3 separate regions of the Mus musculus genome follow, and regions 1 and 2 are each linked to region 3. The links are chromatin loops, found by intact Hi-C in ENCODE. Cell type or tissue: heart. All regions are shown on one strand.

The links. Hi-C counts contacts between places; a loop is a spot of excess contacts. Peaks named below come from ENCODE experiments on the same cell type or tissue, not always from the same donor. Only the 100,000 strongest peaks of a DNase experiment are listed, where the experiment ranks them.
Region 1: a loop joins it to region 3, with 10 times the contacts of the local background. A loop is called at or near these places in 5 of 42 quality-filtered maps.
Region 2: it touches region 3 in a loop (4-fold over the local background); 12 of 42 quality-filtered maps call a loop at or near these places.

What each region holds. Positions count from the first base shown.
Region 1 is chr3:51,167,204-51,175,203 of GRCm38, forward strand. No RefSeq gene overlaps it. Among named protein-coding and RNA genes, the nearest start is that of Gm35891, 42 kb to the left of the region's middle. In heart, no CTCF peak of the experiment used is centred here; a DNase peak (open chromatin) is centred at 3,208.
Region 2 is chr3:51,115,416-51,123,415 of GRCm38, forward strand. No RefSeq gene overlaps it. Among named protein-coding and RNA genes, the nearest start is that of Gm35891, 9.5 kb to the right of the region's middle. In heart, a CTCF peak has its summit at 6,783 (motif pointing left); DNase peaks (open chromatin) are centred at 3,436 and 6,916.
Region 3 is chr3:50,376,777-50,384,776 of GRCm38, forward strand. Slc7a11 (solute carrier family 7 (cationic amino acid transporter, y+ system), member 11) reads right to left here. Exons shown (of 12, transcript NM_011990.2): 7 at 7,268-7,391; 8 at 5,099-5,202; 9 at 4,196-4,292; 10 at 2,259-2,408; 11 at 788-965. Among named protein-coding and RNA genes, the nearest start is that of Slc7a11, 63 kb to the right of the region's middle. In heart, a CTCF peak has its summit at 4,940 (motif pointing left); no DNase peak of the experiment used is centred here; H3K4me3 peaks cover 1,037 bases; H3K27ac peaks cover 707 bases.

The DNA.
Region 1 (8,000 bases), 790 kb after region 3:
CTGATTTTGCTTCTGTCTGCTTAGATTCTCTCTCTCTCTCTCTCTCTCTCTCTCTCTCTCTCTCTCTCTCTCTCTCACACACACACACACACACACACACACACACACACACACACACACACACACACAAAATCCATTGCCTGGGAGCAATAAGATGGTTTAGCGAGCAAATGTGCATGCCTCCGAGCCTGGCAACCTGAGTTCTAGCCCCAGAACCAACGTGGGAGACGGGGAGAACTGGTTCCTACAAGTTACCCTCTGACCTCCAGATGTGCACCATGGCATGTGCACATGTACTCACATACAGAGAGAGAGAGAGAGGGAGAGAGAGAGAGAGAGAGAGAGAGAGAGAGAGAGAGAGAGAGAGAGAGATACAAAATATTTTTTAAATTAAATTTCAAAACCCAACAGACTGAGAAACTGAAAGAGCAGAAATCTCTTTCCCAGCTCTAGTAAATTGAAGTCCAACATCAAAATGCCAGCTCCCCAGCTTGGAGCCAGCCCCTTCATCCTCCTATGTAAAAGAAAGCAAGTTTGAGTCTGCCTTAGTCAATGTTCTATTGCGGTGAAGACACACCATGACCACGGCGACTCTGATAAAGGAAACCAAGGCTGGCTTACAGTTGGTTAGTCCATTCTTATCATGTCAGGGAACATGGCAGCATGCAAGCAGACATGATGCTGGAGAAGCAGCTGAGAGGTCTACAGCTGGATCTGTGGGCAGCAGGAAGACAGAGAAACAAGAGGCCTGTCTTGATCTTTTGAAATCTCAAAGCCCACCCCCAGTGACACATTTCCTCCAGCAAGGCTACACCTACTCCTGTTGGTGTGTTCCCCAACAAGGCCACACCTCCTAATCATTCTAACTGGTGCCATTCCCTGATGACTAAGCATCCAATTATATGACTCTAAGGGAAGCCATTCTTATTCACCCCCCTGCCCCCCAAAGGCTTATAGTCTTATCATAATGCAAAACTGAGTTCAGTCCAACTTGCAAAGTCCCAATCGTCTATCATCGTCTCAACATTATTTAAAAGTCCAAAGTCTCTTCTGAGCAGGTGGCTACCTTCATACTCAGAGAGGAAAATCCTTATTCACATCTAGCATCCCTTCCTCACTTTAGAATAGCAGCAGCAAATAGCAGTTGTGTGTCTCCAGGTGATGGAAGCGCGTGCCTTTAATCCCGGCCCAGGAGGCAAAAGCAGGTGGATCTCTGAGGTCGAGGCCAGCCTGGTCCACAGAGCAAGTTCCGGGACAGCCAGGTTTGTTTTAGAAAAAAAGAAAACTGGATAATGGCCTATGGAGGGCTGGACATGATGCCCATAATACAGGTCAGGAAGACCATGAGTCTAAGACGAGTCTAGGCCACATAATGGATTCAAGAGCAGCCTGGGTCTAGTGAGTTCCAAGCCAATGTGGGCTACTGAGTAAATCCCTGATTCAAAGACTCCAAAAGAGGGGTACTAAGAGGACCAGCTGAGCTGGATTAGGGTGCCATTCCTGGGCCTTCATCTAACCTTAATTACCCCCTAAATGGCCTATTTAGGGATGAAGGCATAGCTAGAGATTAAGCCTATAGAGTCTCAATTTTTCTATCATGGTACACTCAAGCCTGAGCCTGTTGTTAAATACTATCACCGTGGCAGCCAGGCAGTGTTGGCCCACACTGTGAATCCCAGCACTCAGGAGACAGAGGCAGGCATCTTTGTGAGTCCAAGGCAGCCATAGCTACATAGAGAAACTCTATCTCAGGAAAAAAAGGCGGGGAGGGGGCAGTAAACTTTGTGGACTGGAGAGATGTCTCGGTAATTAAAAGCACTGTCTGCTTTCAATCCAGAGGACCAAGGTTCAATTCCCAGCAACCACATGGAAGCTGACAACTGTCTGTAACTCCACTTCCAGGGATCTGACGCCCTCACACCTATTCACATAAATCATTTTTTAAAAAAATGCTGTTGCATTGGCAGTTAGAGCTTCAACGCACAGGTTTTGAGAGACAGTTCAATCCCTAACAGTGACACGCCTTCACGGGATACAATGACATCACCAGGCGGCAAGACACGGTGAGCACAGGGGGCCCTTCTCATTTTCCTGTTTCCTGTCATACCCGCTATCGCTGGAGGCTTTTATCCCGAGTACGTTGGCAGGGCCTGCATATGCATGTGTATCTGTGTGTGGTACAAGCTCCGAGGCCTTGTAACAGAGATGATGTATCCCCACTGAAGAGAAATGACAGTCCGAATGAGGAGAAGAAGCCAATTTGTCACTTAATGCAGAGCCTGATTGTGCTGCAGCAGGAGCCTCACACCGAGATTGATTACAAACAAGATGACATTTCCCTGCGGGCCGCCTCACGCATTATTATAAATAAATACCACTCGCTTTAGCATCTGCATGGCCATCGATCGAGAACACATTCTTCTGTGCCTTGGGTTCACAGTAAATATCCCGGGGACCACGACGGCCTTTCTTCAATGTGTAAAAGCAGCGTGGCCTCACATGGGACAGTTTCATAAAGTGGGGACTGTCACACAGTCCATGAGAAAAGAAAGCACACACGGAGGCGAACTGACCCTAGGAGTTCATTTCCGAGAAAACTTAGCCTTAAACTGTGGTGGGGCTTTGTTCCAAAGGCTTCGGCAGCTGGACAAAGGCGCGGAAACCTGTGAGCCCAACACTCCAGACGATCCCGGACTCCACAGTGAGACCTTGCCTCTAAGGAGAAGAAGAAGAACACACAGTCTATAGCCCCTCAACAGCTGTTTGGGGGTTGTTTGGAAGTTTGCTTTTTTTAATCATTTTTTTGTGTGCGTGTTTCACATCAGCCCAAGAGAATCAGTTGTGATCTGGGAGTCTTTCCTGAAAAAAAATCACAGTGGAATTTTCGAGATGGAAATAAATCTGTTAAATTTCGAATATCTCTTTTGCCCTTGCCCTGACTGCTCCAAATCTGTCATCTTATGAGTTTCAAATAAATAAGTTATTTTAACCAGCAAAATATAGAGTGACTGTTTTCTATTTATTTCTTTACGCTTTGCTTCGGTGCAAGGGTGAATTTGATCTGCCTGCGGAAATTTTTTTTTTTTCATTTCAGTATCTCTCCACTCATTTTCTATATTCCCCTCCACCTCCTTTTGAAGCTTTTCTATCTGCTCCATCTTTCCCTCCTACATAAACCACGAGTTTGGCATGTTTCTGGCGTGACGTGAGTGCCCCCTGCTGTCAACGATGGTGAACAGCTCCGCAACCAGGCAGGTTCAGACCAATACCGCAGATGGAGAAAAAAACACTACATCCCTGGGCAAACACTGGTAGGATTGTTAAAATGAATAATTTATTAAATCGCGATTGTTTATTGACATCCCTTTCATTATTTACTTCTCAGTTATTAAACATACTCGTGGAGTGCCTGGGTGTTAGCCCTTGGCCCACTCCAACGCTTTTTCCCAGGCAGGGATGGAGCCAGCCCCGTGATTCTCTCTATCCAAGACATTTTCGATCTCTTTTGTCAGGTCGGGGTCAAACTACAGTTGTTCCATGATGACTTTATCAATTCTCAGCTGATAGACTCTAAATGAAAAACTGCCCGCTGCTGCCTCGCCGCCACTTAAGAAGGGGGTTATCTGGGTAATATTCTGTCAATCAGGCAGGGTCTGCGACAGACACCGGGAGTCAAGTGAAATAGGAGGAGAAGATGATTTCAATGTTTTTATTAGTCATTGTCCCCCACATCAAAGACTAGCTGACAGCCATCCCTGTCTGTCCTTCCAAGTCAAAAAGATAAGGGAAGGAAGCCACGCATGGACATTTGAGGGCATGCTCCATTCTGAAGGAAATCAGCAAGTCTGTGTCTTACAGAACGATACCCGTCAGCCCTCACAATGGGGTGGGTCCAGGTCAAAAGCACCAGGCTCCAATGGGAGGAGCATGTCCCAAAAAGAAAAGCTCTAACCCCAGACTTGAAGATACATGCTAGTCTGCACCCGGGAGAGGCCTTGGCTTTTAAGGACAAACTCAAGTTTCCCGGTGGTTTGTTCTCATACAATATATTCGGGTGGCACTTCTCCCTTCTCCCAACTCCTCCTCATTTTTAACAATGCAGGAGTTCAGAAAGGTGTATGTGTAGTATCGATAGATAGATAGATAGATAGATAGATAGATAGATAGATAGATAGATAGATAGATAATGAATAAATGAACCTCAAGGCCAAAAAAAAAAAAAGTGAAAGTTAACAAATTTCACTCTAAAACCCCAAATCTTAAAACAAAGAAGTGATGGTGAGATGGGTCAGTGGGTCAAAGTGTTCACCCTGCATGCCTCGAGATTCCACACTGAAAGGAACAAACCAGCTTCGCTGGCTTCCACACTCAAGCCCACATCCCCTCACACGGTGGAGTACGCCTTTAATCCCAGCACTCAGGAGGCAGAGGCAGGCGGATTTCTGAGTTCAAGGCCAGCCTGATCTACAAAGTGAGTTCCAGGACAGCCAGGACTTTTCAGAGAAACCCTGTCTCAAAAAACCAAATAAATATAAATAAATAAATAAATGAATAAATAAGAGAAAGGCTAATTGATCATGATTGTTATTAGTACACATAGCATAAGTCTCCTCTCCCCCTCCCTCCCTCCTTCCCCTCCCCCTCTCCCCCCTCTCCTCTCTCCCTCCCCTCTCCCCTTTCCCCTCCCCCCTCCCCACTCTCCTCTCTCCCTCCCCTCTCCCCTTTCCCCTCCCCCCTCCCCACTCTCCCTCTCCCCTCCCTCTCCCCCTCCCCTCCCTCTCCCCCTCCCCTCCCTCTCCCCCTCCCCTCCCCTTCCCCCTCTCCTCCCTCTTGTCTTCTCTCCCCTCTCCCCTCTCCCCTCTCCTCTCTCCCCTCTCCCCCACCTCATAAAATAAGTAGCTTGATTCATTTTCCAAAAACTCATTAGAAATCTGCATTGGGTGGGAAAATCACATTATCAGATGTTTTAAAAATAACAATAAATAACATTAGAAATATCATCAAATTATATTCCCTTTGTCACATTAAGTTAAATATGACATTTTTCTCTCACCGCTCTGGGTATTTGAAGGCTCTGTGCTCAGAAAGCACAGAGAAGACGCAGAACAGGGCCAGGACCAAGGCCAGGGCCAGAGTTTTCTGATGAGCACATATGTTCAGCCTGCAGTCCTCCAACTACGTGCACCTATGATGACTAGGAACAGGGGCCAACATCTTCGTAAGGATGTATGCCATGTCACAATGTCAAAAAAGATGGACACCCTTCCTTTACACCAAATTGTCCAGAAAGTTTGTAAGAGAAACATCATTTTAGTGAGCAAGAGCCTTAAATTTGAAAGGAATCTGCCACCCTGGCTTGAGTTCCACTTGTGACTTGATCACGAAGCTTGTTTCCTTGTTGTGTGTTGTATGTTCTTCATAAAATTAAATGTGAGTTTGTCCAGCCATGCATATAAATATCTATCCCAACATCAGCAACATGCAACACATGTGCAGACCCTTCACTTCCTACCTCCATTCCTTCTCTCTGTCCTAGAAGCCATAATTAAAGCGCTGGGGGGGGGGGGGCCTTCTGGCCAGGCACAAGGATGGCAGAGGCAGATGGATCTCTATGAGTTCAAGGTCAACCTGGTCCACATAGCAAGCGCCAGACCAGCCAAGTCTGCGCAATGAGACCCTGTCTCAAAAAAGAGGTGGGGGGGAGGGAAAAGGGGATGAAGGGGGAGGAAGAGCAGAGATTCTACCATTAAAAAAGACAGAAAAAACAGTCATTACTTCCTAAACCCACTGATTTATCTTGTATTGATTAACCATTTGCCTTCCAGTGTCTTCTCTCTGAAAGACCGAGGCAGGTACTCAAACTGCCTTCACTGATTATTGATCCCCAACCCACCCCCCATGAGAGCTGAGGATGGCTTCTCTCTCATTTTAGTCAAACGCTTGACCTCAGAGTCACAAACCCCAACCCGCATTCAGTGATTTTTTTTTTTAAATCAAAGAACTTCCACTAGGGAATTCCTCACCAATGTTGGTTCTTATCTGTTCAAGCTAATAAACCAAGAAATGGAGTAAACAAACTATTACTAAGTTAGACATCATTATAACAGAGTGGTTCTAATCTTAGCATTGCACTACCCTGGGGACACTAATGTTTAGTCTTCCCATTGAGCTCCACCAATGACTAAGAATCACCCAGCAATGACAAGCAGCAGAGACAGCCAGTGATTTAATGGTCAATGCAACGATGAAAATGTGCATAAGATCATGAGAGCAGGGCTGGAGAGATGGCTCAGTGGTTAAGAGCACTGAATGCTCTTCCAGAGGTCCTGAGTTCAAATCCCAGCAACCACACGGTGGCTCACAACCATCTATAATGGGATCTGATGCCCTCTTCGGGCGTGTCTGAAGACAGATACAGTGCACTTACATATAATAATAAATAAATCTTTAAAAAGAAAAAAAAAAGATCATGAGAGCAGCAAAGAGAAGCCCCTGACCTGGTTCAAGGGTTGAAGGGAAAGAAGGGAAGAGAGGCAACCTTCCTGAGAGAATCAGGTGGCCCTTCCTTCAGTTCCTGCCTCCACTCAACTTGTAATAAGTCTGGGCATGAATATGTCCAAACCTGAGGGTTTGTAATGGAGACACACACACCCAAAAAAACAACACACTTCAAAGACCACATAGTCACACATTTGAGAGTCAAAGTCGCCTGCCAGCAAAGTAAGGGATCAAAATAACCAGCTTTCAAACAATTTGTGTTTCTTCAAAGCAATGCAGGCATAAAGGAGAAATGTGAGGAGGAAAGGGGGGTGCATGGAGGGAAGACAAACGAAGACTGAGGAGCAGGAGAAAAGACTGAGCGAGTCCCCACATAGAAACTCCAAATGTACAGAGGCTCTCTCTTCCCGTAATGTATGTGTCCACCCTGATCAAGATTTACAGAGAGAATCACCATCAGCCCAAGCACTTCTCAGGGTTTTTATCAGAACGATGGAGGACACTCACAGGGGCAAGTGCTTCGGAATTTCCTGAGCGATGATGCTAAGTGCAAGAAGTTGCTATTATGTCCCCCTACCTCCTTCCTCGGGTCCTTAAGGAGCCTCGGGAGACTTCTGGATGTTGGGAAGGGACCCGAATGATGTGGGGGTCAAGGGAAATGGTGGGTAAGTGTCGGTACAGACATCTATCCGTGTCATCTTTTCGAAATGACATTTCCCTCCACAGCAAGAGAATTTTTGATGAGCCTGGAGAGAGTGCAGTAATCGGATCATCCGCAGAAGTGGGTTCTGCTCCCCACCCTCTGTAGGGATCCATTAAGGAAGCAGGAAATGGAAAAAGAAGCGCTCCGTGTCACAGATGTCACTTAACATTACATTTTATGAAGTTCTTCTGCCAAGGCCTCTGGTATCGGCAGACTCAGAACAAGGTGTGCACATAAATAAACGACCCGCCTGCATTCCGGGGCTGTGTGCCTCGGTCCTCTTTGTGAACTTGCTGGGATGTGGTGAGGTTGCAAGAGAGATTCTAGACCGAGTATATAATATGAACTTGTCACGGTGCCAATATGTGGAACCAACAAAAAAAAGATTTATGGCTTTTGTCTGCAAGATCTGATGGATTAGGACGTTAGGCTCCTCGCTGTTGGTCGGGGAAATGAATACTCCAAACCCCCTGCCTCCGTGACTGTTTTCATTGCACTTTTATGGTTGCTTTTGTTCTGATCTGGAAAGTCAGGAAGGCTCAGACTCTCCACAGGCCAGCAATGGAGATACGAGAAGCCACGTACGGCCACACTTATGATAAACCATGCCGATCCGAGTGTCACCGGGGGAGACTGTTTAGTAACAAAACACAAACTTCCAAACAAGTGATAACAGGGCCTAGTGCCGCACAAGGTCTTTGAGTCAGGAAGCTTCTTCAAGCATTTTACAGACTTGTATAAAGGGTCCCTCACGCGTCATTGGGAGTCAGTTGCATCGAGGGCAGAGGAAAAGCAGCTG
Region 2 (8,000 bases), 740 kb after region 3:
GAGGACAGGGAGTCTTTGCTCATTGGACCTTCATTTCCCCCTTTGTATTCAGTGCAGAACTTCTGCCTAGGGGATGATGACACCCACTCCCTGCCCCACCACCACCACCCACTTCCGCCCCACTTGTTCCAGCCTATTTATTATATATAACTACACTGTAGCTATCTTCAGACACACCAGAAGAGGGCATCAGATCTCATTACAGGTGGTTGTGGGCCACCATGTGGTTGCTGGGATTTGAACTCATGACCTCTGGAGTAGTCAGTGCTCTTAACCACAAAGCCATCTCTCCAGCCCCTGACACCCACTTTTTAGGGTGGATCTTCCCTCTTACTCTTCTCTGGAAACACTCTCACGGACATGCTCAGAGGTATGTCTCGGGTGATTCTACAGTCACTCACACTGACAATGAACAGTAAGTGGTGAGAAGAGGGGTGAAGTCACTATCACTATCAGAATCATCTGGGCAGCATTCACACAGTTCCACTCTTCTCCCCCGAGATCTGGACACCAGTGACAGCTGAGAATGCAGAGAGCTGTGAAGATGGGGAAAGTGGAAAAGTCTAGATGCAGAAGAGTCCCTTCCTTTCTGTCAACAGGACCATCATGACTGGTGCTCTATTTGCATGCCACTAAAACAACAATAGGAGACACGGGAAACGTGGGCATTGGACTGTTCTAAAGAATGTGCACTCCTAAATTTTTCCTATTGGGATGCTGAGAGTTCTTAGTCAATGCTTATCTTGCTAATTGGACTTATAAAGCCCTGAACCAGCACCCTGGTGGGAGCTACACACAACAGGACAAGAAGTAGGTATAAGGACTCTGCTTTTTTTTTCCTGCCTAATATTCAAAGCAGGAAAATTCTACTATATGCAAACACCCATAAGTTTTAAGAAAATCCCCACAGGCTGGATGGAGAAGCTGTCACTGAGACAGGGCAGGGTGGCAAGGAGATGCCAGGACTCCATACACAAGAAGCTTGACTGGCTCCAGCAGCAAGCTATTATTGTGCGTCACCTCTGGTCACCAACAATGCCGACCATAAAGAGGAATTGGCCTGTTCCCTTGAGTTGACCCAGTGTGATCTCCACACCTTTCCCCCAGCCACCCTTTGTGCCCCACCCCCATCCAGCAACACTAGACACTCAAAGGCCTCCAGAGGAGCTAGAATGGCAGGCCTATACCACCAGATCAGGCTAAAACATACCTGTTTTGAAAGTTGACTCCTTACCCCCCTCTTTCTTGTTCTGCTGTGTGTGGTATACAATGTATATTCACATTGTGTAATGCGGGTCATGTGATGTATAGTGTGTTGTATGTGTAGTGTATGGTATACAGTATCTTTTATGTGTGTATAGAACGCAGTATGTGGTATGTAGTATGTAGTATGATACAGGGTATGGTGTATGGTATGTGCATTGTGTGTTTATGGTGTGTGGCATGTTTTATGTGTGGTGGCACACATCTTAGCTTTGTCTTTCATTGCTCCGTGTATGTTCTTTAGTGGTGAGAAGTCTGTTCTGAAAGAAACAAGCTGCTTCACCCTTCACAATTCATCAGCTCTCACCTCCATCAACTTGTGACGAGCCACTTCCATGTCTAACCACCTGACGACACCTTTCCCCATCTCTAGACACAGAGACACATATACACACCATGTACACAATACAGCACAAACCACATGCTACATACCATAAACACACGATGTGTGCCATACATCACACACTAATTCATAAATGCATACCCAACACACACAGCAACAGAAAACAGATGTATGTCACAAACACACAAGATAATGAACACCATATAGCACAACTGCACACCAATTATCATACCACGCATTGCCCTAAACACACTACAAGCCATAAGTACATGACACCCTTTGCACTATATACGTATGTATACACAAACACACCTCATTCACACCATACACACAGAGACAGAGAGAGAGAGAGAGAGAGAGAGAGAGAGAGAGAGAGAGAGAGAGTTTCTTATCACTCTCATTTGCATTTATTTACTCTCCACTCCTCTTACTCCCTTAGTGATTAAATGCTGACCGGATTTCCCCTTGGGCATCGGGAAATAGCAGCATCCTTTTTCACAGTTGCCTGGTCTCTCCTTATTTGCCCTCACACAGCTTGTATTGGGGCAGCTCCTCAGCAGGCCGGCTGCTTTCTGCACAGAATCACAGTTCCCCATTTACCACCAACCACTGGATCTGATGCTGTTTGGAATGAGCTGCTCCATCTACAGACTTACTGACAATCCTCAAGTCTGTAGCAGTGTCTCCAGAAGGGATTGGGGGCTGGAGAAGGGACTTATGCATCCTGTGTGGAACCATAATAAGGCTTCATTATCAGGTCAGCTGAAGGGAGGAAGATGCGGATGAACCTCCGGGATACACAGAACTTTGCAGAGAACACTTCCCATTTAGAACTCACTCCCTGACACTTGTTGCTCCCCGAGGGATGGGGAACAGAAGAGACCCTTCAGGCCTCATTGTCTAATGAGTGACCAAAACCCAATGCTCTAGGATGTCAGACCCCCTCTCGTAGAGTTACCGAGAGCCAGTTCCAGACCCGTTCCTTCACTCTCTTCTACTTAGTTTTCATTTCGAAACAAGACCTCTCTAAGGTGCCTGGACCTGGACTTGCAGTATTTCCATCGACATAAAAAAAGAGGGGGAACTGTGGTGAGGGGTTTCAGGTAAGAATATATACAGAGCTATCTTTGTTTTTGCACTCTCTGTGTCTGTGTGTGTCTGTGTGTGTGTGTGTGTGTGTGTGTGTGTGTGTGTGTGTGTGTGTGTGTGTGTGTGTGTGTGTGTACACAGCACATTCGCTTGCCATGTCCCACATGTAGACATGTTCTTTCCACCATGTAGGTTCCAGGGATTGAACTCGGGTTGTCAGACTCGGTTGGTGGCCATCTTACTAGCCCCAGAACTATCTTTGGAGAAGCTGTTAGGGCCCAGGTCAAAGTCTGTGCTGCAACTGCATGCTCACACTCTGACCCGAGTGGGCAGTTAGCACAGAAAGGTAGGACGGCGGTACGCCTAATGTGTCTGTAGTAGAGTGCCTGGCTATGATGAGGAAGACCCTGGGTTCAATCCCAAGTGCAAAGGAGGGAAGAGAAGAAAGGAAGGACAACAGGGAGGGAGTTAGTGACCACGAGAAAGCTCCAGAGATATCGTTGTTTAGGCTGGGAAAAGAACTAGAGGCCAACCATCACCCCTACTGGAAGCAAAGAGTTCCTCCCTCGGCCTTGACTTTAGGTCTCTCTTCACCAAGTAGGGATACAGCCTGGAGAGGCAGAAACATCTCCCACAGACCTGAATCCATTTATCTATCTCCTTTAGAAGAAGCAGACACTTGTTCCCTGGGCTGAAGGGGGCGGGGCGGGATGAGACGAGGGGGCGGTGCGGGTAGAGAGACACATCCTGGACCGGATGAATCACCTGCTTCCTGTAAATTCTATTTCTGGAAATGAAGAGGAAACACTGCTCTTACCTGATTGAGAGTTGCTGCTCAGTGTACCTCAGACTCTAAACAGGAAGGCATGCCAGGACGTACTGACATCCCTTTTGTAAATGATCTAAATGTGGAATCACTACTTAATATTATGGAAACTGGTAAAAATACCATCAAAGTCTGGCAAGCAAGAATATTAGCAAAGTAACTGCTTCCTCCTTGAGATAACACAGTAATAAAGGCCAGGTATTGGGAAATGGGCTGAAAGCCAGCCATGGTAGCTCACACCTTTAGTCCCAGCACTTGAGAGGCAGAGGCAGATGGATCTCTGAGTTCAAGGTCAGCCTGGTCTATAAAGTGAGTTTCAGACAGCCAGGGCTATGCAGAGAAACCCTGTCTCCAAAAAAAAAAAAAAAAAAAAAAAAAAACAAAGGAGAAGAGGAATAGGAAGATAAAGAGGAAAAAAAGGAAGAAGAAGAGGAGAAAGAGGAAGAAGGGGAAGAAGAAGAAAAAGGAGGGGGAGGAGGAGGAGAAAAGAAGAAATGGGCTGAGAAGGTAGGAGCACTTGCTACCCTCAGAGAAGATTAGTGTTTTGTTCCCAGACCTACCTGACAGTTCACAGACACTCTATTTCCAGGCATCTCATGGCCTCCTCTGACCTCCTCCAGTACATACATGGAGACAAAATGCTCATTGTTTAAGAGCAGTGAACACCCAGAGTTAGTGAAGTCCTCTGTAAGTGGACACAGCCATGTTAAGGACGTCACAATCTTGGGCTCAGAAGGACTGCAAAGCCTTCCATGAGGGACCAAGTGCTCATATTGACAGTGTGTGCATACAACGTCCAGCCAGCATGGCTCTCTCCCTGTGTTATGGCCTAGACTGTTCTCCTCAGAGACCACTCCTTCCCAGGCTAGCTACACCTGTCTCCTTGATCCAGTTGTAGACCACAGATCTAGCCTCCATGTTCATCTATACAGGGTGACCTGCTTCTTGTTCTTCTGTATGCAGTAACCTCACCTCTCTATTCAACTCTCTATAATAAACATGTTAAGCTTCTAAGGTGTGGTGATCTCTCTAACAGAGGTCTCAGTCCACCTGGTCCCTGCTTTCCTGTGTGTCCAGATGTCTGCTTTTCCTTCATTCCCTCGCTGTCCAGGTTCAAGTCCCAGGAGCCATGCTAGGATACAGCAACTTATACACATAAAACAGAAGTAAAAATTAAAAAGTATTAGAAGTAACTTGCCACAAGCTGGAGACGTGTCTCGTGGGTAAACTGCTTGCTGGACCAACACAAGGACCTGAGTCTGGATAGCTAGAACATACCTAAAAAGTATGAGGTGTGACGCACGTGCCTATGATCCTGGTGCTAGGATACAGATAGGCAGAAGGACCCCAGGGCTTCCTGGCCAGCCAACTGAGCCAGGTGGTAAGCTCCAAGTTAAGTGAGAAACCATGTCTCAAGAGGTAAGGTGAAGAACATCAGAACACCAATGATACTGACCTCTGGCCTCCACACATACACACACATGTGCACAAACACACAAGTACACCACACACACACACACACAAATGTCTTGACACATTCTTCTTTGAAAATCTTGCCTTGATTTCTTTGAAAAGCTCCCAATTTGTCCCCATTTGGAGAATGAAGTATGATGCTGGTTATCCTAGTTGTTCAAGTCACAACTATTGGGAGCCTCTCTCTGTACCGGAAGCATCCGCGTGGAACAAGCAGGCTTCACAATCCCACACCTCCACAATGTGGAAATGAGCATGTTCTCGCCATGTCAGGCCGGCAGCCAGGCGCATGCCACTCACTCGTCAGGCAGGCACTGACCCCACTCCATCACAGTCGGCATGCCAAGAGCTGGGCATGGCAGAGTGGAGGTGACATGCAGGACACCTGCCCTTCCGCTTCTGTGCCAAGCAATCAGTGAGGATTCAGCTGTGAGCCACCACCGCAGACATGTCAAAGGAGCCGTAACTCAGCCGCAAATTAAGTGTAGGTATGTTAGCTGGTCTGTTACAGGCTTTTCTATTTTCCTCGTCTCACATTTTGCAATTGATAAACAAAGAGTTCGCCAATAAGGTGCCAAAAAGAACATCATAATCAGGAAGTTTCAGTGATTTTGTTGTATGCCACTACTAATAAAAGGATTGATAATGGAAATAAACTGGGAGGTAGAGGAATGAATGGCAATATATATATATATATATATATATATATACATATATATACATATATATATATATATACACACATATACATCATATACATCATATACATCATATACATATACATCATATACATATACATCATATACATCATATACATCATATACATATACATCATATACATATGCATATACATATACATATACATACACGCACACATAGATTTTTCTGATAATGTTCCATTTCTTTTTTCTTTTCTTTCTTTTCTTTTTTTTTTCTTTTTTTGGGGTATGTGTGTGTGTGTGTGTGTATGTGTGTGTATGTGTGTGTGTATGATACAGTCCAGGCTGTCCTCAATCTCAAAATGTAGCCAGAAAGGGCTTTGATTTCCTAGTCCTCTTGCCTCTGACTCCTGGATGCTTGTATTATAGGTTGGCTCGTTTTAGCACTTATTTTAATGTTCATGAGTCCTGCTTCTCAGGTAATACCAAGGGGAAGTTAAGAAGCAGAATCAAAATAAAAATAAATGTATCTCTGTCCCACCAACACATTATTGTCACACTGTCCAACAGGCAAATGTGTTTTAAATGAAAGATATTAGTCACTAGTTTTCCCTTAACATCTCTTCCAAGTGAAGGAGGTTTTTGGGAAGCTTGTCTTTCTAGCCTGTACATTCTGTCTCGGGCAATCAATGAGAAAACATTTTTTTGACAAGTCAAATGTCCATGATTAAGAGGAGAAACAGCCCTCTCTCTGCAGAATATATGACTTACTCCTTCTCGGTCCCTGAAGGTATCAGTCTGCGTTTCACTGCAGACGCAGCCCTGTGTCTTGGTCAGTGCACACATTAAAGGCTCCATCATCCTCTGCTACTTAAGAGAGAGATTTAACATTAGCTCGTGTTAGATGTAAAGGAACAACCTTCTCCATTGAAAGAGAAATTTTATTTCTCAGGGAGAAAAAATACTGCATGCAGTCACTCCGGTGCATTATGAACCTGCTACTGCGTGTGGAATTTATGGTCGAGGTCTCTTCTCTTTGGCAAGGATTCTTCACCTCTAAAGGCAGAATTAAAGATCTCAAAGCTGCCCCAAAAAAAGTTCCACGGACCTTTAGTGCCATCTAGTGCTCAAAGTCTGTCATGCCTCACCAATGGCTTCCTCTAGGAATTTGAAGAGATGGAGGCCCTGGCAGGGAAAACTCTGAGAGTTCTAAGTGGGCTTGGCAGTAAACAGCATTGGCCCACACCAGAACTGTTGTGCCTGAAAACAGTGTCCTGGATACATGACATTTCCACACTGGCTCCCATAAAGAGCTGCTACTGGATCTCATGGCTGCCCCCTGCTTAGTCATCTGCTGGAAGCAAGCTATCTAGAGTGGATGGTGTGTGTGTGTGTGTGTGTGTGTGTGTGTGTGTGTGTGTGTGTGTGTGTTGCATACACAAGAGGAGCCTGAAAATGTTCCATGCTGAGAGCCCTACACCATTCCAAGTGGCATCAGGAAGGGACACATGCAAAATCACCCCACATGACTTCTACATTTAGATCCTGGGGTCAATATCCTGCACTAGAGAGGCCTTCCTCCTCTGTACTCTGGTTATAAACAGAAGCCAGATGTAGGCTACATGAAAGTGAGGTTAATGGGTCTTTCTAAGGGCACCATGGACAGCAGCTTCTGTGGTTGGTGGCATGTGATCTAGATACTGCTACAGAGGTAGCATCTCTGTGTCATCGCTACTTGCCAAAAGCAGAGGAACAAAGCTGTCAGAGGCTTGAGGATTTAATCTATAACTTCCCTTCCTTTCCTACCAACCTCTGTTCTAGCTGCTGTCATTTTAAGAATCAGGTTTAAATGCTATGTCCCAAACCTGTGGCACTGTGGAATGGAGGTGTAAGTTATAAGGGGTTGGGCAGGAGGTTAGGTCACTGGGCACATGCCCTTGCAGATACTATTAGGACCCTGTGCTCTCTCCTTCTTGTTTCCAGGCTGGCGTGAGGCAGCCTGACCTCCTGTATCATGTGATCCCACCATGGCACGGTGTGAGGACACAAGCCCAAAACAAAAGTGACCATGGATGGAAAGCATGCCCACAAGTCAACCCTTTTCCTTAGACATCCTTTTGTCGTCTTCTTCTTCTTCTTCTTCTTCTTCTTCTTCTTCTTCTTCTTCTTCTTCTTCTTCTTCTTCTTCCTTTTTTTTTTTTTTTTTTTTTGAGACAGGGTTTCTCTGTATAGCCCTGGCTGTCCTGGAACTCACTTTGTAGACCAGGCTAGTCTCGAACTCAGAAATCTGCCTGCCTGCCTCTGCCTCCCAAGTGCTGGGATTAAAGGCATGCGCCAACACTGCCCT
Region 3 (8,000 bases):
TCCCAAAACCCCCTATCCCACCCCCACCCCCGTGTTTCTATGAGGGTGTTCCCCCACCCACGTACCCACTCCTGCTTATGCTGGGGCATCGAGCCTTCATAGGACCAAGGGCCTCTTCTCCCATTGATGTCCAATGAGACCATCCTCTGCTACATATGCAGAATTTTGATGTTCAGCAAATGTGCAATATGGACAATGGCTTCTACTACGTAAATGGTTGTTGGGAGAATATGCTCACACATGTGCAAACATAGAGAAACCACACAAGAAAGCTGCTACTCTTGGCTTGGTGGTGGTGGTGGTTGTTGTTGTTGTTGTCGTCGTTGTTGTTACTGAAAACCTCTTCCTAACGAGGTAGTATTAGAGCCATGATGTTTAAGACATTTGCTACCTTCCACCTCACTCCCCAACAAACCTTACATCATTGGTCAACTTAATGCTAGCATAGCCACTAGACTTTGTTCAACCAAAGAACACAATCATGATGTCACTAAGGGATTCAGAAAAGCAGTGGGCAGCACTGAAAAACTTCTACCTAAAGAAGCTATTCTTTCTCTAAAACTCCAGTGACGACGACCACCAGAATGAAATACCCAGAAGGGCTGCACTCTGCATGCCTTTCCTGTCTCTCTCTTCATGCTGCAGTTACAATGCAGTCATTTAGTTTAACTGACCGTTGTGCCACTAGTAGCTTTATTCTCTAAGAGATGCATATTAGCCATGTACAGCTTTATGGGTTTTCTACAACACAGTATCTAGCCGGGGCCAAGATGCTTAAAAGACTTACCTGATAATCGTCTGAACCACTTGGGTTTCTTGTCCCATACAATGAAGAGATAATATGCAGGGACCCCAGTCAAGGTGATAAGAAAACCGACCCCGGTGCTGAATGGGTCCGAGTAAAGAGAGAGGACAACCATGAAGAGGCAGGTGAAGGAAAATAGTGCCGGGATGAAGAGAGGCACCTGAAACACAACCAAAAGAAAACAGCTTCACGCCTGCGCAGTCCACCGGGGTAGAGGGCGTCAGTCACATGACCGGGTCATCGCAGAGCAGGTCAGTATAATTTCTTAACTTGTTTTAGAACATGTGAACCAAGTCTTGAGCTAAGAAATTTTGTTTCCTAGCGGATGGTCTATTCAAATTTCTTTTCTAGGAAAGTATCAACATGATTTACATTTTTCATCTTAGGAGATTGGTTCTTTGATAATCACAATTAGAACCCACGGAGTCAAGAGCGCCAGTGGCTTTGCTACATGTTAAAACCTTTCAGTGAATATTGATTTCCTGTTGAGAGTCACAATAAGACCCGAATGGGAATGAAACGGGCCAACTCCTAGTCAACAGCTAATAAAGATGCTGCGAGCATGTGGCAACCGATACAATTAGAGTCAAATCCTGATAACATGACTGGCAGCATTATCTGTGCTAAGTCTTAAAAGCAAATAAATAGTGAGATCACACCGACCCACGGACGTCTGAGACCGATGGATGACAAGGCTGCTCTCCAGCCCTGCCAAAGGAAAGCGCCAGGTAGAGGAACTGGTTATCTACTCTGTGGTGAGCTTTCCCTTTGGTATCTCAACCTTCCTAATGCTACAACCTTTTAATACAGTTTCATATGTGGTGACACCCCCCAACCATAAATTATTTTCATTGCTACTTTGTAACTGTAATTTTTATACCATCATCAATCATAATGTAAATATCAGTGTTGTCAGTGGTCTTAAGCAACCCTGTGAAAGGGTCATTTGAACCCCAAGGGGCCGCAACCCACTTGTGAAGAGTTGCTGCTTTAGAGTATATAGCAGAAAAAAACACCACAATGTTAACAAGTTACAACAAGGACTCAAATACCTAGTCTGTAAAGCAGCACTCTTGGCCGAGTTTTAACTAATGAAATTCTCTTTCTTTCACAGCCCAGCTGTTCGCAATCAGTTAGTACGAAGACAGGGGTATGCCATGCTCTGGACTTACCCAAGCCATGCATGAAAACCCAATGTGAAAAGTATCTTTTAACACTGTCTGCTCTCCACAGATAAAATCTGTGACAAGTTCACTCTATCATACCTAAACACGCATGTCATTTCCCCAAGTGAAGTGCAACAGAGGAGGTTCCCCCAGCAAGAGTTAAATATCATATTCCGCAGGCCCCTACCCTACCCAACCTGCCCATGCCCATCATCAAGTTATGACAAAAGGAGGCCTAGGTGTTAGGAGAGAGATTTATGTAAACCCATCAAGATGGCCGAGGTTACCTTGAAAGGACGATGCATATCTGGGCGTTTGTATCGAAGATAAATCAGTCCTGCGACTGCCAGCCCCATAAAAAGCCACCTGGCAAAACTGAGGAAATTTAGAAGACTATAGAGGTCTCCGGAGAAGAGCATCACCATCGTCAGAGGATGCTGGGGTGGAGAAGGAGGAGAGACAACGTAAGCAAAGGGACTAAGAGGGAACAGGTAACAACAGTCAATAGCCTCACTTCACACTGTAAGTCCCATCCATTAGTTACTCATAATGCTACCATCCTGACCAAAGCCTGGATCCCACAAACTTCTTTTCCATATTCTGTTCTTATGCTGCAACAAAGCCTCCTTTGGAGGATGCTGTCAGGAGCCCCATTTCAGCCAGAATTTTGTAAGAATTTGCTGTTTCGTTCCTTTGTCGGTTCCCTTTTCCTTGGAAAGGAGACAACGTATTTTATGTTGTTTTGCTTTTGTGTGGAACGGTGTCTGTCCATCTCGACACAGGTGCACATGTGTATAAATGCAGGGATATTTGTAAATGCATGTGGAAGCCAGAAGACAATTTCTACCTTGGGAGACAGGGTCTCTCATTGGCCTAGATTGGCCATGCAGGCTAGGCTGACTGGCCAGTGAACTCTGGGGAGCCTCCTGTCTCTGCCTACCAAGCACTGGGATTATGAATGCAAGTTACTATGCCACTATTGGTTCTGAGGGACTAAACTCAAGTTCTCGTGCTTGCAAGACTAGCAGCGTGTATAGGTACACCTTACTTGAGACACTATGTTTTCAAAGAATAAAAAAGAAAAAAAAATCCAATCACTCAAAATCATGCAGAATCAATTAGAAAATTTCCAATCATAAATATTAAATGTAGATAACTGGGGAACTCTAAGAAAGCTCTGAAGTGATTTATGAAGTGCTCTTGGGACCCACACACAGGCAACGACCATGTAACGGTGAATCTCTTAGCTCCTGAACGCACAGCATTGACCTCTTCCTACTCCAGGTCAGTTCTCCCCTTGTGCTGACTGCATGTGACCCTCAAGACCAGGAAAGAATAAACATAGAGAAGAAGAACATCAGAGCAGGACTCTGCAGCTGATAAAAGCCAAGGACAGCATGAACGATAGCAGAGGCGTCACACGCAAGCCGTCTTCATGGAATAATACATCCTGTTCCCACAAGTGACGTTAGCTTCCAGACTGTGCACAGAGTGCACAAAAGAAATTTCAAGGAAACATTCTGAAAGAAATTAAATGCATGGAGAAGGAAAAAAAAAATCCAGGGTCCCCTTGACAGCAGATTCTGGTTAAGAAAAAAAAATGTTACTAAAATCAGAGGGGGGGGGGATGACTATAGCATTGCTGATGGGTATTTGAGGGCTCTTACACCTTTTGTATCCCACATTTCACAAATATTGTCCCCATCCTAGAGAATTCCACAGTTTGCATTTAGGGGTTTTCTTTCTTCTAAGGTTTGCTCTCACAGGTCTCAGTTACTCTTGGAGAACCATTTCTCTGCTTGGTGTTTTATCATCTATGCTTTGAATTACGTTGTATGGCAGGAGCCAGGAGGAGACAATGGATAATTTTTGCACAGTCTGCTTTCAGCTGAACTCTGAGTCTGGAGTTTAGATTGTAACCTTGTGGGTTTTTCTTTTTCTTTCCTTTGAGGTTCTCGGCCAAGGAGAGAAACCACAGCCTTCATTTCCCTTCACACCTTACAAATTTCTGCAAAGGTGAAACGGAACTAAGGTGGGTCATATCCCAGGGCATCCAATACACATCAAAAGCACGCCATGGAAGCAAGCCATTGCAACATCTCTGGCCTCCCAGAAAATGATACATGGAGCACCAACTGAGTGGTGAATCGGGATGTCAGGTTTATTCCCTCCTTCCTAACCGTTTTGTGAGGTTGTATCTACATTACTTGTTAATATGCATTACCAAAACAATAACAGCTGGCAGAGGAGTGTGCTTGTGGACATGAATCATAGAGAGGATTTCCGGAAGGTGCCCTTCTCGAGATGCGACGTAGAATAACCTGCGGGGAGAAAAACGGTGAAGTTGACTATAGAATCAATCATTCAAATGGGTAACATTCTTAAATCCCCGAAGCAATATGGACGAATCTTCCTCATGCTAGGCATCTTGACATTTCTTATCTGGTCATTTGAGTTGTGCTTTGGAAACAAAGGGCAGATTTCATCATAAGTCTCTTTTCAGGACATACAGTGTCTGGGAAATATCTTATATCACTCCGAGGAAAAACAATAGCAATATTGCACTGAGTGGAGTTCTCCCTATACTTGAGTAGCTGCTGGCAAATTCAGTGCTAGATTGCTAGTGTCAGTCCAAGCTAGCACTCATTCAGTGCACAGGTACACACATGTACATGCATGTTGTGTTAACATTTCTCTAATTTAAACTGTAACATAGACCAAAAAAAAAAAAAAAAAAAAAAAGATTTTTTTGTGCCATCTAACTAAGGAAAAAAAATGGTTACCGATGGTGGAGTGGTGATTTCTGCTTTCAATTTTACTCTTTTTCGTGGCACCTTCAGGAAAACAAAAGACTTTATCGCTAGAAATAAAGGCCGTTATAAGACCCTGTAGACTCACTCTTTTTAAAAATGCAGCATGCCTGGCTCAGAGTGGGCTATGTGTAGACACGCAGCGCCCTCTACTGGACAGAATGAAACCTGCTTCACTGGAATCTACGAGGAACTCGCATATCCCTTTAAAAACAACAGGTTCGGAGGAACTATTGCTTTTCTCTTTAAAAGTTATCCTTATCACATCCAATCTCTAAAACAAAAATGTGTTTCTGAAAATACATGAACTCCCTCACCTGGAGACAGCGAACACACCACCGTTCATGGAGCCGAAGCAGGAGAGGGCAACAAAGATCGGGACTGCTAATGAGAATTTTCCCAGCAGCCGCTCAGAGAAGGTCTGAGGAAGGAAAGAACGGAACAAATTAATGCTTTCCCCGAAAGTGGAATAAAATGAAACAATTTAGGCCAAACTTGCTCTTTGACTTTCTATTAGCCTGGTGCTACGTGAATGTTTTATAATCCTTCTTTTTCGTTAGGGTCAAACTGACTCCACAAGACAATCACCAGCAGCGGGTACCACGGCATTCCTTGTCTCAGACCTGTGGGCAAAGGTCTAAGCAGTCGCCTTCTCTGTCCCTCCAAAGCAACGATCCGTTTACTGACTCTTTATCAACTATCGCCTCCGATAAGAGGAAGGGGCTCAGTTCGGAAATTCTACATTTAGAGACAGAAATTGTTCTGCACAATCCCAGAAAGCCACCTTTGTATGAAGAGGTATAGATACACACTGGCGAGTGTTTCGGGTACTTGTTTCACATACCAACCTCAGTTCGGGAGGATAAATCAAAACAATAGACAAGTTGACCATTTCATCACAGGAGTGAGCCACTCTGGAGGTTCTTTACCGGGTAAGCCCTACCAGCTGAACCTGTTTATGGAGTCAGCCCTCCCCCACCCTAGGAGGCCATCATTTCCTTCCAGGGTTTCCTGTAAAAGGCTAGAACAAAATTCCAATCCTGACAAGCGACAGAAACTATAAATAAATGAAATAAATGGTAGACAAAGTTCTAAGCTTTCCTCCTAGGCTGTCATGGGGGTAGTCTTGCACATTTGTATAAAGGATGCTGTTTGTTGTTGTTGTTGTTGTTAATATAAGATTTTTTTTTCATTGTCCTTGATGCAGCTGGTGTTATGCAATTAGCAGACCCCATTATGCTTTCCACAAATTAGTGCTGCCCTTTGCCTAGAAACGTGAGGCAACCGACCAGACACCGGAAGCTTTGTCCATTTCACTGCCTGACAGCACTGCAGTGGACAAAGCCCTCAGACACTGGTTCACAGGACAGGAGTTAACCGTTCCCTGTGGGTGTTGCTGATAGGAAGTGATACCATGTGAAAAGGAACTGCCCCTTGGTGGATGGGAGTGTCACTGCATGTTGTTAAGTTTTCACCCTTCCTGGCTTTGAGTTAATGAGTGAATTCTTTCGAGTTAAAATTCTGAACAAACCCATATTAACATTTTACTCCAGTTGTTGCTCTGATGGGTGAGCGGGGAGTGAGTGTGTGGGTGGAAGAGCACACTCATAGAGACAAAGGGGAGGGGGAATGGGATGGGGGCGTTGTGGAGAGAGACCAGGAAGGGAGACAACTTTTGAAATGTAAATAAATAAAATAACCAATAAAAAAAAGATATATCAGAAAAAAAAATCTGAACAAACACAAGTATGTGTTTCAGAAAAAGCAGTCTCATGACATGGTCTTTGGAAACAAATATAGTCCTGGTGTCAAATAAATTTGTGGAAATGCTTTGGAATTATATGCACGTAGCTCTTAGGAGTTACAATGCACACTGGCATCTTCAAGTATTATAGGAACACCTCTTTAACATTTAATTGCCTAGCTGTTCCCAAATTTATAAACACCCCAACGTTGCTGTTCCGAGGTCATGCTACAAATAGATCAATAGTCATGGTCCTCCTGAAATTCCTAGAATGATACTTTGGGGAGAGGATTCAAGTGGACATTTGAAAAGTTTCTAACCAGAAATGAGAAGAGTGGGTAATACTTTGCACACTAAAACTTGCACCGATTTGCATTCAGCAACTCCACCTGTCCTTAGAAACATGTTGGGAAGATATTCCCTCTCTGTAAGACAGCCTTGATGGAGTTTTAGGCAGCTTTATATAAAAATGCTTTTTAGGGGATTTAAAAGAAAATACCAAGGAAAACAGAGGTTTTGGCAGAGGTTAGCTGTATGTTATGACACATACTAAAGTAAGGTGTGCTCTAAATCTTTAAAATATTATCATTCAGGCCAAGAAAAGATTACCAACTTCAAAACCCTTTCTCCTGGAAGAAACCACGATCAAACTGTACCAGCTCATTAACCCGAATTCAAAGAGTCACGACTGTAATGTAGACCACCACCAGAGCAGCGCCATAGCGCTGGACTGCAGACTTACCACCGCCACGGCGCTGGACTGCAGCAGCTCCTCCGCACTGATGGTGGTAAAATAGGCCACGTTTGTCAGTACGTAGCCCACTGTGATGATAGCCATGGAGATGCAGATTGCAAGGGGGATGGTTCTGAAAGACACAAAGACATCACATGTGGGTCATCCCGCATTCTCTGCTACCAAAGCATACAGAAGACTAGCTGCAGGGATGGATGTCGCCACACCAGCCATAACTGAGGGCTTTGTTGGCACATGGAGGAACATTTTATCAGAACAGAGTACCCTTGCAACTTAATGAGATTCCGGGGGGAGGGGGGAGGAGGCATTCTGTATCACTTGGGTTTTTCGAGACAGGGTTTAGCCCTGGCTGTCCTGGAACTCACTTTGTAGACCAGGCTGGCCTTGAACTCAGAAATCTGCCTGCCTCTGCCTCCTGAGTGCTGGGATTAAAGGCGTGCGCCACCACGCCTGGCTGGTCTATCCCGTTCTTTACACCACAACTGTTACTGCCACACCATCCTCACAATCACCTGGAAGGCTTGTTAAATAAAGCACGGGCCACCTAGCCCCTCCCTGGGTTTCTGATTTAATGGGATCAGCATCACTTCTGGGCACCTATGTGATCCTGATGCTGTTGACCTGAGGACCGCACGCCTTTCCACTATGAATCCACCCACCGCACCGACAGCTTTTTAAAAGGGAGTCCTTCAATACCGAATGGCAGAGAAGCATCTGAAGA